Regions from separate parts of the Homo sapiens genome. Here region 1 is linked to region 2. Evidence: chromatin loops called from intact Hi-C (ENCODE). Cell type or tissue: endothelial cell of umbilical vein. All regions are shown on one strand.

Evidence for each region. A loop is a pair of places that touch in the nucleus more often than their neighbours do. Peaks named below come from ENCODE experiments on the same cell type or tissue, not always from the same donor. Only the 100,000 strongest peaks of a DNase experiment are listed, where the experiment ranks them.
Region 1: it touches region 2 in a loop (9-fold over the local background); 45 of 110 quality-filtered maps call a loop at or near these places.

The regions. Positions count from the first base shown.
Region 1 is chr11:36,052,060-36,060,059 of GRCh38, reverse strand. The region is part of intron 2 of LDLRAD3 (low density lipoprotein receptor class A domain containing 3); the gene reads right to left. Among named protein-coding and RNA genes, the nearest start is that of MIR3973, 46 kb to the right of the region's middle. In endothelial cell of umbilical vein, a CTCF peak has its summit at 3,508 (motif pointing right); DNase peaks (open chromatin) are centred at 2,199 and 3,539; H3K27ac peaks cover 1,524 bases.
Region 2 is chr11:36,254,358-36,262,357 of GRCh38, reverse strand. No RefSeq gene overlaps it. Among named protein-coding and RNA genes, the nearest start is that of COMMD9, 31 kb to the left of the region's middle. In endothelial cell of umbilical vein, CTCF peaks have their summits at 3,213 and 3,414; a DNase peak (open chromatin) is centred at 3,417.

The DNA of each region.
Region 1 (8,000 bases), 200 kb after region 2:
TCTGATGCCTCCATTTCCTTATCTGTAAAATGAAGATGCCAATCATGATACCCATCTCGCAAAACTACTTTGGAGATTAAATGTAAAGCACTTAGACTTTTTAGTCTCCATTACATAAGTGTAAACTATTACTATCCCTCCTATTCCCATCACTGTCTATTGATAACTGGCTATGTGCTAGGCATTGTGCTAAGCATGGGTGGATAGAGCCTTTCACAAGGCAGGGGAGGTCTCACTCTCAATGGTGCTCTAGTCAGGGGAGGATGAAAAAGAAAAAACAAAAAACAAATCAGGCAGTGCTAAGTGCTAGGTGGTGATGTACGGAGATGTGATAGTCGGCAACCGTACAAGTAGTTTGGGTGTTGAGGAAAGGAATATCTAAGGCAGAAGCAGTTCCAGAGAGGTTTAGAAGACAAGAAGTCAGCCAACCAAGGGTAAGAGGGGACAGCAGCCAGGCAGAGGCAACATCTCAAGAACATACCTAAAGCCTGGGAAGAACTTGAAACAGAAAGAAGGGTTGTGGAGTGGGGCTGAAGCAGAGTGCCCAGGGATGGCAGGGGAGGGTACAATGAATCAGAGAGGTCAGCAGGAGCCAGGTCAGGTAGGGCTTCTTCAGCCTGGCTAAGGAGTTTGAGTTCAGAATTCTAGCTGTGATGAGAAGTCATTACAGGGGAGTGACCTTATCTTTTTTTTTTTTTTTTCTGAGACAGGGTTTCACTCTGTTGCTCAAGTTTGTGTGCAGTGGTACAATCATGGCTCACTGCTGCCTCAACCTCTCATGCTCAAGTGTGCCCCAGCCTCCTGAGTAGCTGGAACTACAGGCATGAATTACTGACCAGCTAATTTTCTCATTTTCTGTAGAGACAATGTCTCACTATGTTTCCCAGGCTGGTCTTGAATTCCTCGGCTCAAGTGGTCCTCTTACCTTAGCCTCCCAAAATGCTGGGATTACAAGTGTGAGCCACTGTACCTGGCCTGATTTATCCTTTATAAAAGACCACTCAGCTGCCCTGTGAGAAATGCTCTGAGAGCACAGAGGGAGGCACAGAGGGAGGTAAAGGAAGCAGGAAGACCAGTCCAGGGAGTGACAACAGTGCCTTACACTAGCACAGGAGTGGGGAAGACAGAGAGCTGTGAATGAACTCAGTATCCTCTAAATCAGGGTTCCTCAACCTCAGCACTCTTCACACTAAAGCTGGATAATTCTTTGTTGAGGTGACTGTCCTATACATTGTAAGGTGTTTCACATCTTTCCTAGCCTCTATCCATATACACCAGCTGCAACCCCAATTGTGACCATCAAAAATGTCTCTATACATTGCCAAATGACTATGAGGGTTAAAATCACCTCTGACTGAGACCCACTGCTTTAGAAGTAGAGTTGACTGGGCTTGCTAATGGATTAGAATAGGGAGAGTGGGCAATTACTAAAACAGAGGACTCAAGAAGGATTTCTAAGTTTTTGTATGTAACAAGGTAAGATCATCTCAGACATTCAGAGGGCTCTCCCTCTATACCAGTGGACTGGGTTTTGATTTGCAGTGCCACTAAATCATTCATTCATTCAAACAGTCCACAATGAGTGTCAGCCAAACCCGATGCCAGGGATGCAAGCATAACTTAAAGAGCTCGCAATCTGACAGAGACGCAGACCTATAAGCAAATGGAGTTGATAAAGTAGGTCATATGCTTCAGAAAAACCCCCAAGACTGACCAGAAGCGTGAAGGAAGACGTGGCTCTTTGCTTCTGGGGGAAGTGGTGTGAGTGCTCCAGTGAGATTCCAGTGTTGTGCCTGGAAGACAGAGGCACAGAGGGAAATGGCATGTGCCACAGCACCAGGGTGTGAGACAGAGCTGGCGGGCGGAGAGCAGGAGGGAAGGAGCTGCTGCTGAAGAGACAGGAGGGACCAGCCAGGAGGGCTCTCTAAGACACACTTGATTTCATGTGCAATCTGGGAGCCACTGGAGGGTTGTTGTTATTATTCCTACTACTTATTACTAATGATTAAAGGAAAATCAAAGAGACATCTCCTGAGTGCTCAGAGGGCATCAACCCCAGTGCTGGGCGCTCCACTGAGATGAGGTACTTCATCCCTCCTCCAGATGAGAAAACTGCAACCTAAAGAACTCAGTGACTTGCACAAGATTTCTTGGCTGACAAGTGGCAGAGCCAGGATGTGAACCCAGACCAGCTGGCTCCAGAGTCCACGTTAAGCAAGGAAATGGTGACGCAAATGTGTGGTTTCGGACAATCATTCAGGAAATAAAAATATCTGAGGATCACTAGTTTATGGAAATAAATGAGCAAGGGAAAATGTATTAGATGGAAAGGTCAGAATTCATTTCCAGGCAACTGACGATCCAGGGAGGAAGACCAAGAAGGTAGAAGGGCAGCCAAGAGATAGTGGGCAGAATCTCAGCAAACAAAGGAGAGAAGACGAAGAGGCAGTCTGCAGTGTCCAGTACCGCTTCAAGGCCAAGTAATAGCGTATTTCAACATTTGCTGGATCTGACAACTAAGAGATTCTTGGAGCAAAACATTACTGTGGAGGATGCAAAAGCCAGGTGCAGAGGGCCAAGGAGTCACACACTGGCTACAACAAAGGAGAAGGAACAAGAGCCAGTGGGACACTAGCTTGAGGAAGAGTTTGGGGCCAAGGGACAGACGAAAGATGAGGAGGTAAAGAAGTAATTACTGCGAGGAATTCACAAACTTGAGTGTAGATTAGGCTCCCCCGGCGAAACAGGATACAAGTGGGCTTCTGGCCCCATCCCAAACCCAATAATCAATGTTTCCCAAGTTGGCCTCAATCCACCAGGGACCCTGACGATCACAGGAACCACTGAGTGAGGCGGCGTTTCTCATAGTGTGGTTCCTGGGACACTGGCAGTTTCCTGAGTCTATCCTAGGCCTCCTGATTGAGAATATCCCAGAAAGGTCCTGGGAAGCTGCTTACTGAAGACTCCAGGTCATTCTGATACAGCCAGCTTAGCTCCCTGAAAATCATAAACTCTAGACCCTTGTGGCTCAAAGTGTAGACCTCAGACCAGTGCATCAACAGTCACCTGGGGGGTTGTTTGAAATTCAATCAGCCTTACCCCACATACCTACTGAGCCAGACTCTGCATTTTACCAAGACCCCCATGCCTTTTGAATGCATATAAAGTTTGAAAAGCTCTGGACTGCAATACAGGGAGGATTTGGGGAGTGAAGGGAGAGGTATCGTGTACCCTCCTGCCAGACATATTTAGTGGAGAGTGCCCTGAGAATGCTTGCTGCTAATTTTAACAGGAGATAGCAAAGTGTTCCTCAAAGAAATCTCCTTCAAGGTTCTGATGCTTCAAGCCACTGCTGCACCCTTCAGGGCTGAGGAGCTAAGTCAATCATGATTTCAGACATTTAAAATGCAATATCTTTTTGCGGCAATGGGAAAGTATTGCACTTTATGCATTCCGAGAGCTCCAAGTGAATCCTGAAAACCTCCTCCATACAGACCTGCCGTGGTGTGCACTTACCCACAGGGGGCAGCACAGCAGAGTGGTTCAGTGGCTCAACTCAAGCCAGAATGTCTGCTTTCAAAACTTGGCTAGGCCACCCAAGTGCCTCAGCCAGTTACTTAACTTCTCTAAGCCTCAACTCTCCAACTGTATAATGGGGATACTAGCAGAACTTAGGTGATGTGAGGACTGAATGAGATCATCCATGCAGAGCATTGGGCACAGTGCCTATTATATAAAATTCAGTTGCTGTTTAAAGGCAGGCTGTCAGCCAGGTGCGGTGGCTCACACCTGTAAACCCAGCACTTTGGGAGGCCGCGGCGGGTGGATCACAAAGTCAGGAGTTCGAGACCAGCCTGACCAACATGGTGAAACCCTGTCTCTACTAAAAATACAAAATTAGCCGGGCGTAGTGGCGCATGACTGTAATCTCAGCTACTCAGGAGGCTGAGGCAGGAGAATTGCTTGAACCTGGGAGGCAGAGGCTGCAGTGAGCTGAGATCATGCCACTGCACTCCGGCCTGGGTGACAGAGCAAGACTCTTGTCTCAAAAAAAAAAAAAAAAAAAAAAGGGCAAGCTGTCTGACCCCAGAACCCCTACACTACATGCTCACTTAGAGTCTCTACCATTTTGCATAACCTTAAAGCTACCCAAACTCATTCCTACATGTGCAGGTCCACCTGCAAGAAAAACATTCTGTATTTTCACAAGGAAGAGAACATTCCATTGAAAATTACAGAGGTCTGTAGTTGTAAGGGTGCTTGAAGGTAACATAACAGAACCACTTTATAGATGAGAAAACTACGGCTGAGAAAAGCGAGAGTGCTCACCCACAGCAAGAGTTCATTCTTTGCACCAAAGTATACTAACTAGGAAGACCACAGGCAAGTGTCTTTTAGCGCTGTGGTTTCTACCCTGCACACGGGCACTGTGGCTGCACAGGCAATGGCTGAACCAGGGAAGACTGGCCCTTCTGGGCCGATAGTGCCATCTGCCAGTCCCCCAGGCTGTGCTAAGCAGTGGGAGTGCCCCTAGCACCATGGAATTAAATGGAGAAGCCAGTGAGGCTGCCAGGAACCCTCTGTTTCTGAACATGAAAGCCCTTCATTAGCTTCTGCCTCTGGTTTTAAATCCAAGCAAAATATCTGGATACCATGGCTTGAACTGATGATAATAGGCATCTATGCAAGGGCTGAGAGAGAAAGAGAGGGAGGGATAACACTCTCCAAGAGTTCATACCCCTTGGGACCCAAATCAAAAAGGAGAAAAGTTGAGAGAATATTTCCCTTCAGAAGAAAAATTAATTACAAGCAGGAATTGGGGTCAGGGCAGGTGGAAAGGGAGGATATGAGGCTGTTAAAGTGAATCAATCAAGTGATCCTTTAAAAGTGCTGAGAGAGCAAGTGTGTGTGTGTGTGTGTGTGTGTGTGTGTGTGTGTGTGTGTGTGTGTGTGTGATCCATCCACACATCCATCCATCCATCCATCTATCCATCCACCCATTCATCTATCCATCCATGCATCCATCCATCCATTCATCCAACCATCTATCCATCCATGCATCCATCCATCCATCCATCCATCCATCCATGCATCCATCCATCCGTGTATCCATCATCAATCCATCCATCCATGCATCCATGTATCCATCATCCATCCATTCATCCATCCATCCAGGCATCCATCCATCCATTCATCCATCCATCCATCCATCCATCCATTCATCCATCCATCCACCTATCCATCCACACATCATCCATCCATCCATGTACCCATCATCCATCCATCTATCCATCCATCCATCCAAGCATCCATGCATACTTCCATCCATCCATCCATCCATCCATCCACCCACCCATCCACCCATTCATCTATGCATCCACCCATGCATCCATCCATCTTCATTCTTTTTAAGCAGCAGCTTCTGTTGATGTTTTACAATTCTGTTCTTCCATCAGCAGAGAAATCAAAGAACTGGGTGATGTCAATCCTGTAAATAGCCAGCATCTCTGGGAAGATGCCAGAGGGCATGTTTCTATTTAGAAGGAAAAGAAGGCTCAGTAAAGTAAAACCCCATGCTCTAGGTTCCATGCAGGGTCAAGAAGAGCTGCTCTTCTACCTTGCTCGGCCATGGCATACCGGTCTACTCTGGAATTCACTCACAGAGGTACTGTTTTGTTTTTAAAATTGCTTGTTTTGTTTTGATTTTACTCACATCCCCTGCAGTCATACAAAGGGTAAATACAATGCTGCTCCTATGTAATTTTCCTCAAGGCCAGCCTTAAATATAAGACTTCAAAAAGGATTGCCGGTTGGTGGGAGAAAAATCCTGGCAGAATTAACAAATTAAGTGATGACACAAATCTGCCTTTGTACTCCCACTGTCTGGAATGAAAAACAAAATATTTCTGAAATGCAGAAAATGGGGGGGAAACCTGGCACACAACCTGGGATATTAAACAGAGAGCGCAGGGAAAGTGTGTTTCACATATGCATTGTTTTCATAATCGTTTACACTTGCCAAAGTTTGGTTTGCATCAGAGGATGATTATACAATCCACAGTTTATGTTTTCTTCTGAAATATACCCTACAGGGCAAAGGGAAGAGTGCAGGATGGATGGACTCTAGGGAACCCCATCCATCACCTTGTCTGTGGGCATAGCTAACTGCTAGCATTAGGGTGACTCCTTATAAGAGTCACATGACAACTTCTTGGAGGTGCTCATACAATGTTTCCAGGTAGCCCCTGTAGTAACTGTGAAAGGCCCCATCTCCTAATGGTGCATGGCCCATTCGCAGTGTCAAGGGCACTGAAGAGAGATCTTAATGGCATCATCTAAAAATTATCCTTAACCATGAACATAAGTCTCTTCTTCTGGGGTCACGGGAAGAGGATTCCAAGCAGATGTGCACCAGTCACTTCTGATTGTTAGAACAGTAGTGTTGCTGCTGCTAGTGGCAGCCAAGGCTGATGTCTACCAGGCACTGTACCAAGCACTTTGTATACATCCTTATGTTTATTTCTTGGACAGGTGGCGAGACTTACCCAGCCGTACAACACAGCCAGTCATGAGTGAAGCTGGGAGCTGAAACCATCAAAAGCCTGAGCATTTCTATTAACAGGGAGCTCATTAGCACGTAAGGCGCTCCACAGCTACCTTTAAAGAGTTGCAGAGAGATTTTGGCTCATTATGAGAAATAAATTTCTGAGTACTCTCATGCTATGATAGTTGGAAGTGAGCTCTGTTCTGAAAAAAGACAATTACAGTGCTGTCTTTGGAATCACAGATGTCAAAATGAGATTTAAAAAAAGAAAGAAAAAAAAGGCTGCTTAGAGAGCAAGTCCAGTAGGAATCAACTCTTTTGTCTGTTTACCACAGAAGCCTCTGTGAAAATCAAATCTCAAGCCCAATAGATATTTTTTACAAAATAGACTTATAGCTGCTTTGTTTTCGGCAAGGACAAGAGTCCATGCTCCAAGCCCCCATGGCTCAGGTGCTCTCCTTTCTCCCTTTGGCACTCCAAGAAGTACAGTTAGAAAAACAGATAGGGGTCCTACTCCTCACTGCAGAGTTTAAAAAAAAAAAAAAAATCAGACCTCAAATCAGAGAGCTGGGTCCTAGCAAATCCTGATTGGTCCTTATGACAGATATGCTAGACCCTTCACACATCAGCTTCTAGGACCTGGGCAGCATTTCTCTTTATGCTTTAATTTTTCTTTATGGTCCAAGGACAACCAGTTGCATGTACTTAAAGATGACATTGTTAATAACTATAGCTAATTCTTTTCAACAACTAAGAAGGGTCAAGCATTGTTAATACCTGTTAAACACTTAACAGGTACAAATGTATTTAAACTCTAGGAGGTAGATTCTATTTTATTATTTCCCTATTTCACAGATAAGGAAACTGAGGCACAGAGAGATTAAATAATGTGTCCAGTATGCAAAGGAACTAGGACAAACCCATGTTGGCCTCTGTCAAGCTTGTGTGTTTTCAAGCACTCCACACACTGCCTCCCATGCCAAAATAAGATGATGTTAGAAATGAACAATTATCATTATCCCACCTTCCAGAGATACCCACTGTTAACAGGGATATAATCTTATTGGCAATATTTGTTGAAATTTCCAACAGACAGGTGTCTCTTGCTGAGAATTTCATTTCTGGCTCAGATAAAGTCATCTCCTCTCATGGGCATTGCAACAAGAGCATCTGCGATCTATTTGATTTCTTTAGGAGATAATACGCATGAAAGAACTTTAAAAGCAAAACAAAGCAATAACCCATATCATGTCACCATCCCATTACTTAGCACTCCCTGTTCAAAACAGTTTGCTTTTGAGGCCACCAAACTAACTGCAATGCATCTGCCTGGACTTAGCAGAAGGAATGCTCTGCTGAACATTCCCCCTACCCAGACATCAAAAGAGGCTGGCAATGTAAGATTTGTCCAACCAACTTCCTTACTCAGTGAGACTCAGTCTAGTCCTATGACAGA
Region 2 (8,000 bases):
CACCTGGGCTCAAGCAGTCCTCCCACCTCAGCCTGCCAAGTATCACACACCACAACAGCCCACCTGATTAAAAAAAAAAAAAAGTACAGATGCAGTCTTGCTTTGTTGCCCAGGCTGGTTGCAAACTCCTGGGCTCAAGCAACCCTCCTGCCTCAGCCTCCTAAAGTGCTGGGATTATAGGCGTGAGCCACTGTGCTCAGCCCCTGGTTTCTTGCTCTAATCCTCCCAAGCCCAGCAGCACCAGGCAGCTGCCAGGATTGAAGAAGGCACCTCCGAGTCTCTAAGTCAGCTTCCTCAGAGAGTGTTCCCTCGATTCCTAGGTGTGCGGCTCTGGGTATAGACCTCCGGGCTCAGCCCTGACCACAGATATAAATTGAGCCTCTGCAGCAGGGATGGGGTAGGAGGAGCTGAGGGTATCTAGGGGCTTTTTCATGAACCACAGTCCTTCCAAGCAGCACAAGCTTCTCCACAGCAAACCCCAAAAGCTGTGTGCACTTCTGATTAATCCACTGAGATGAGTCCGCTGAGAGGGCAAAGTATCTCCACGTTCACACTGGGCACCAGAAGTTGTCACACAAAGCATCTGGCGGGCATGCACACTAGGTCTTTGAATCCTCATATCCCTCAGCGGTGGTTTTATTATCTCCACTTCCTCAGATCAGGAAACAGAGCCTTGGAGATGAGAAATAATTTGCTGGAGGTCACAGCTAGGTCTGGCCCCACGTCCAGTGGTTTTCAGTTTCTGGACAAATTCAGGGCTGGGAAGTTACAGTGTGGAAAAGGATCATCCTCAGAAGATAAAAGTGTCAAAATCGACGAGATGGCCCCCCAGGAGTGCCAGTGATCTAAAGCTGGGAGCTCCAGGAACAAGGAGAAGGATGGCTGCCCCAGATGGACCGAGACCGGTCAGAGACAAAGGAGGCTGGGTAGATGTCTGGGAGCCTTGTGACATTAGGAGCAGCTGGAAATAGAGGAGGGAAAGAAAGAAGGAGGCTCAGGAGGTGGTAACATCAAAAGGCTATCTCATGGCAGGGGGGATGCATGTTATTCCAGGTGGCAGGGCAAGGTTGGTGTGGGGAGGACAGTGGGGAGGGATAGCTGGCTGGCTTTGTAGGGTTATTCTCTGGCTCTAGCGGTTGAGAATGGTAAAAGCTAGTGCTTTAACATCAGGTGCCTCTGTAGGTTCTTCAGAAGCCTCCATCCGAGGGTCCTAACACAGGTGCCTGTCTTCTCCAGTGGCCACTCAGGACTAACACCTCAGTTTTCTGTGATCCACTCCATTTACAGGTTTATTCTGTTGAAGCCACATCAGCGCCTCCAGGCTGAGGTTATACGTGGCTTGTAAATCCTAAAATATTTACCGTCAGGCTCTTTACAGAAAAAGTTTGATTAAAGTTTGATGAAAAAATAGTATATGTTATACACCTTGCTTTTTTTTTTCTTTAACCCAGTAACCTATCCTGAAGGTCTCCTTCTATCAGTACTTAAGAGCTTCTTCATTCCTTTCTAGGGCACACAGTATACCATTGTCTGGATGGACTATGATTTATTTAGCCAGTTTCCTATTGGTGGACAGTTAGGCTGTTACCAACCTTCTGCTATTACAAATGCTGCTGCAATAGGTAGATTTGTACAGGAAGCTGGAGAAAGTTCCAAGAAATGTATATGCCCAGATCTCAGCACAGATCTCCTGAGGCAGTGTCTTTGGAGTCAGAGTCCCAGGCATCTGTATTTTTAGGAATTCCCCAAGCGTTGCACATGCAGCCAGGTTGGGGAATCACATTTACAGCTCATGCCTTCTGACGACAAGAAAGGCTGGATCCCCTTTGCTGGTCCCATAAGAGTCCAGAGAGGGAGGCAAGCATCTCTCATCCCATAGAGGAATATCAGTCTTCAAGGCCTGGTTGGCACTGGCCCCCCAAAGATTGGACAGAAAATTAGGAAGCCAAAGTGGTATTGTGATCTCAGAGTTTTTTTGTCTCTATTGAGACACAGTCAGAGCCTGTTCTGGCCCAGGGCAATGATGGGGAGGTACAGGGGTTGTGGACCATGTCAAGGGACCCCCGGGGAGGCTGAGCTGGGGACATGACATCTGACTGAGACTGGAAGCATAAGTAAGAGTTAGCCAGAGGGTAACAGCTCTTGCTATCTTGGATGGCTGGGAAGGGATATGCAGAGATCAGGAATCCCTAGTGCTGACTCGGGCCAGGCAGCGTCAGGAGTCTCAAGAAAACAAACCCTGGAGATTGGCAGGTCTGAGAGCAGGGCGGGGGGCCACACCAGTCTCGTTCACCTTCTATCCCCAGTGCTTAGTCTTTGGCACGTGGTAGGTCGTTGGTGAAAGGTTGAGGGGAAGCACATGCCATGGGGACTGGAAACCCCATCCCACTCATGTCACTGCTGAGGGTCATCACAAGAAAGCCCCCCAGGCCATGGTCCCTCTGAATGAGAAGCGTCTACGGATAGCAGCGGCAGGACTATTTGCCCTGCTAGTCTCCCCTCCTCAGACCTCAATTGAGCCTTTAGCTGCCCCAGTGAACATGTCCTACTGGCCCAGCCTCAGTTCTGCTCCCTCCCCTGATAAAGGAGGGAGGGACACAGGGAAGATGGCCAGGCAGAGGGACAGCGCATGCAAAGGCTCAGAGGAGACAGTGAAGGGCTCAGAACTGACTGCAGGAATTCACGCTCATTCAGTCTGGCTGGAACCTCCAACTCATGGGCCTGTAATTCTTTGATTCCTGTTTTTTTTTCTACTAGGCTATGAGGTTTATAAGGGCGGGGCCTGTGCCCTTTTCCTCCATCCCTTTCTCTTTTTCCTCCCTCCCTTCTTTTCTTCCTTCCCTGCTTCTTTCCTCATTTTGCCTCTTGGCTATATCACTGGTGTCTCAAATATTGGTGAGTGAGTGAGTGAATGGACTTAGGTCTGGGAGGTTGCCCCAGGGAGAACCAAGTCTTGAGTGGTCTGCATTTGTTCTGAAGCTCTTTCTCCTCTCTTCTGTCCCTCTCCACCAGCACAGTGGTTCCCAGGGGTGCCTCTACAGCACCTTCATGCCGTCTCCAGCCCAGCAGTCCCCAGCTGCTCCTGCATGCTGGAGGTGGGGCTGCTGGGAGCCTGGCCAGCTGTGGGAGAGTAGGAAGAAGTGGGTCCCTGCTGACCTGTCCTTCCTTAAGCTTTGTCCTGGACCTTTTCCCTCTGAACCTTGCTGCCGACGAAGATGGAGCACCTGCGGAAGCTCTGTACTCCATCCAGACAAACAGTGGAAGCTGCACGGATAGTCCTCCCCAGGGCTGGAGCTGCCAGGGCTCAGAGGCTACCACAACACAGAACTCTGGGCCTCACTACACACGTGTCCTGGCCTCATCCTGAAGCTTCTCACTTTTCTAAGCTATGCATTCAGCGATTCCTGCAGGGGGAGCACTAGTCCAGAAAGAAGGCCCGCCATCAGCTGCCCAGTCCCGGGGTAAGTCGCCTGCCCTCCCATCTGCTGAGCCCTGGGATAAAAGAGACTCGCTCATGCTAGGAATGGGGCTGGAATCAGGTACTCCTCCCAAACCCTTTTTATCCTAGACAGTGCAGACCTGGCTGTGATCTGCCTCCTTTCCTCAGAGCCCCACCCTGTGGCACCGTCAAGTGAGGCTCCTTTGTGATCGCTCCCTCACGAGTTGTAAAGAGCGGTTCTCTTCTCTGTTCACAACGTGGGGCCATTTGCCATGCCCTTCAGTCCCACTGTCCACACTAGTTTAGGTGTAGCCCTCACCTGGACTCCTGACATCCTCCTAACAGGCTTCACCCCTTCTGTTGTCCCCTGAAATCCATTCTGTGCCAGATGGCTGAGTGGTCACTTTAAACCCATCAGATGTCATCACTCTTACACTTAAAACCTGCCACGAGGCTCACCATAACACCTGCGCTCCTTGTCCCAGCCTCCCCGGCTCAGTGGGCCCCCTCTCCTCCCTGCACTTTCCCCAGGCATGCTGACCTCCCTCTGTTCCTCAATCACATTGAACTCCCTTCTGCACAAGACCTTGGCACCAACTCTTTGGTCACCCTAGAATACACTTCCCCCAGATCCACATGTGGCTGCGCAGGGTTCAGCCCCAGTGTGACCTTCTCAGGGAGGCTTCCTTGACCACTCAACCCAAAGTCACAGAGCATCTTTTTTACATATCACACTTGCTGAAATGATCTTGTTTGGCATTGTCTGTGTACTCCCACTGGAAGACAAGCTCTAGGAGAGTGTGAACCCTGTTTGTCATTTTCACTGTGGGGTCCCCACCTTCTGGAGCTTGAATTCCCTTCTCTTTAGAGCTCTGCGGGAGCTATATCTTTGTCACGGTTCTGAATCTTTTCAACAAACACTTTTGTTAGGCAGGAGGTCCAGCAGCCCCTTGCTTTTGGTTTTCAAAACTTAACTAAGATTCACAAATTAGAGCTCAGATCCAATCTCAGAGGACAGAGAATACTCCAGTTGATTGGCTTCTCTTTCTTTGATGTGAAGCCCTTTCATTTCTCCTACCTGCCTGCTGCCTTGCCCCACGCCATCTGCCTCCACCCTCCACAGACGGGCCCCTGGCCCCAGCCCTACTCCCTTGCCACCCATCCATCAAAGGAAGACAAGATCGGCTCAGGAGCCCCTGAGCTTATCTGAATCAAAGAAAACTAGGAAAAGAAGATACAAACAACATGCAGGGAGGGGAACAGGGCTATCAGAGGCCCTGGTCACAGAAGAAGTCAGCCAAGAAGCGTGCCAGGTGTCTGTGAGGGCGCGCAACCCTGACCCAGTGACTCACAGCGTGATGGACTCACTCTTGGTCAAGCTTTCCCCTGCATGAACAGCACCCACTGAGCCAGGGAGACTCTAGGGGAAAGTCCTAGAGAGCTATGTCTTAACACCAGCTTTGCCTTGCAATTTTTAAGGTGTCTGCATCTGTTTATTCCCTTGTCTCTTTATCTCCTCTTTAACCACTGCCCCCACCCCCTGCCCCAGGTGATATGAGAAAGAAAATAATAGCAATGTGAGCCAGACACTGTTCTGAGCCTTTTAAATGCTTAGAATGTTTCATTCACACAACAACCCTGTAAAATGAGAACTATTATTCCCTTTTTTTCACAGAAAACTGGGCACCGGGGAAGTTATGTAACTTGCCCAAGTTCGCATAATTAGTAAGGAGAACTGGAATTTGCTCCCAGGCAATCTTATTGCAGAGTGTGTGCTCTTAGCCACTCTACCACTTTTTCTCTAGTAGGATAATGGAGGCGAACAAGCCTGTTAACTGTGACACCCCCATGTAAGCATTCATTGTTTTTCAACCTCTTCTTCCCTGGCTTCTAGCATCCTCTGTGTCTCTATTCGAGTTTTTCTGCCCTGGGGCACAGAGGTGCCCAGGTGGACCCCTACCTTCTGGGAACCAAGCACCCAGTGCACAGCCTGGCATAACAGGTGCACAGGTGTTTATACAGCTGGACTCCACCTAGGAGGGTGGTTGAGGAATGAGGGAAGGAGGATAAAATGGTGGAAAAGCTGGAATTCATAGAGATTATTGATCATTCTATTAGTAATAAAAAATAGCTAATGTTTACTGAGTTGTAATTCCATGTCAGACATGGTTTGAAGCATTTCAGGTATCAAATGAAATGGTTATGCTGTTGATAAGGGTAAGATTATATATCAGATAAGTTGATATTTGGAAAGCTTATGCTGTCCAATCTCACAGATGGCCTCCAGGGATCCTCGCCTCCTGGTATCCTTATCCGTGCTTAGTCCCAGCCCAAACTGAGTCAGGGGTGACCTGTGTGACGCCAGTGCATCGTGACTTCCCCCTTGGTCTCTTGGATCACTCACTCTGAGGGAAGCCTGCCCCCATGCAGGGAGGACACTTAGGCGGTCCCATGGTGCAGCCTGTGTGGAAAAGAAATGAGGCCTCTGGCCAACAGCCACGTGAGTGAGACAACTTGGAAGTGGATGCTCCAGCCCCGCTTGAGCCTTCAGATGATGCAGCACCAGCCAATATGTGACAGCACCCTCACAAGAGGCCAGAACTGCCCAGGGAATCACCCCTGAATTCCTGGTCCATAGAAACTATGAGATAGTAAATGGTGGCTGTTTTATGGCACTGCATACCAAAAATAAAATTCTAAGGCCCCCAGTCATCTGAATGGACTTCCTCCTCAGCCAGGGCATTCTTAAAATTTAACCTGAAAGACTAGTTCAGGCCTTGATGAGAAGTAGAGGTTGGATATGTCTCATTATACCTCTCTAGCATTAACATCAACACAGACTTTAGTCTGATAAGAAACATTTTACAACCTATTCTCTCTGAAGCCTACCATCTGAAGGCTTCCTCTGCAAATAAGAATTTGGTCTCCACAATATTTTATATTAACCCAGACATTCCTTTCTATTGATCCCACGTCTTTAGATAAACTCAACCAATTGTCAATCAGAAAATTTTTACATCTACCTATAAGCTGGAGGCCCCTGGTTCAAGTTGTCCCACCTTTCTGGACCAAACTAGTGTATTTCTTAAATGTATTTGATTGAAGTCTCATGACTGTCTAAAATATATAAAACTAAGCTGCACCCCGACCTCCTTGGGCACATGTTCTCAGGACCTCCTGAGGGCTGTGTCATGGGCCATGGTCACCCATATTTGTCTCAGAATAAGCCTCCTCAAATATTTTACAGTGTTTGACTCTTTTTGTTGACAACACTGAGTTTTGGGGTAATTTGTTATGCTGCAATAGATAACGAATACATCAACTCTCATTTAGTCATCACAACAACTTTACAAAGTAGATCCTTAAATTATCCAGCATAAAGCTAGAATGGGTGGTGGCAGGCTTCTAGCCCAAGGAGTCCCACCCCAGAGCCTGCTCTGTAGATGTTCATGGGATGGTGCCCCTCTCTTGAGAGATTCTCTGGGAGACATAGCAGACCACAGTACCAGCCTCTCCTCAGTATCACCTTAAAAATTAAAGAGTACTGTGACCCTTCTCTAAAGATTTTGACTCACCTTGTCTAGAATGGGGCCTGTAGCCAACTCAAGGCCTGAATATTTCAGGACTCCCTAATCTTCTCAGAACGCCTCAGTATGCAATTATGGCTATCCCATTTGACTAGTCAGGAGGCTTAGACTATGCTGCAGTGACCAGAAATCTCAGTGGTTTAACACATAGAGGTTCATTTCTCCTTCCTGTCTCAATCTGACAGCAGGTGGGCAATTCTCCTCCATCTTGAACTGTGCCATCTGGAATACATGGCTTCCTAAATCACTGCAACAAGGCAAGGGAAAGAAAGTAGAGACCATTCGACATGTTTATAAGGGCCAAGACTGAAAGTAACTTATATGATGCCCAATATTCCTTGGCCAAAGCCCAGTCACATGAGCCTAATACCACTGCAAGGGAAGCTGGAAAATATGAAAAGCAAATGCATATCTGGTGAATCACATCAATGCTCTGCCACACCTATTATTTGCTGGCAATAATATACTATGTTGCAGATTTCTGTTTATCTTGATTTCTCAACTAGATAGAAGCTCTTTGAGGTCAAGAACAACCTTTAATTTCTCCCCTATAGGGCTGATCACTTGGTCACTGCTAAATGTGCTCTTCTGGATAAACTGGTGACATGGTCATTCTAAGGAAGTGACTAGTGGCCATGTGACATAGAGTCTGACAGATTTGGGTGCAAATCCTAACTCTAACCCTCGCTTGGCAAGTTCTCTAAGCCTCGGTTGTTCTGCCTGTGAAATAGGAATGACAATGACTGTTTTACAAAGTTAGAGTGCGAACTAAATGAAATAATTTAGAATATCAATTACCTGCCACACGTCATGCAACAGAGAGGAGGCTCAAAAACGATACCTATTATAATCTACAAAACCAGGGGCATCAAGAAGGATGAAATTCCTGGGGGCCTATGAGCCCCTTGAAATTGTATGCAAATATTTTGTATATGTAGGAATCCATAGGGACCTTTCACTACTCACTTTCCTTG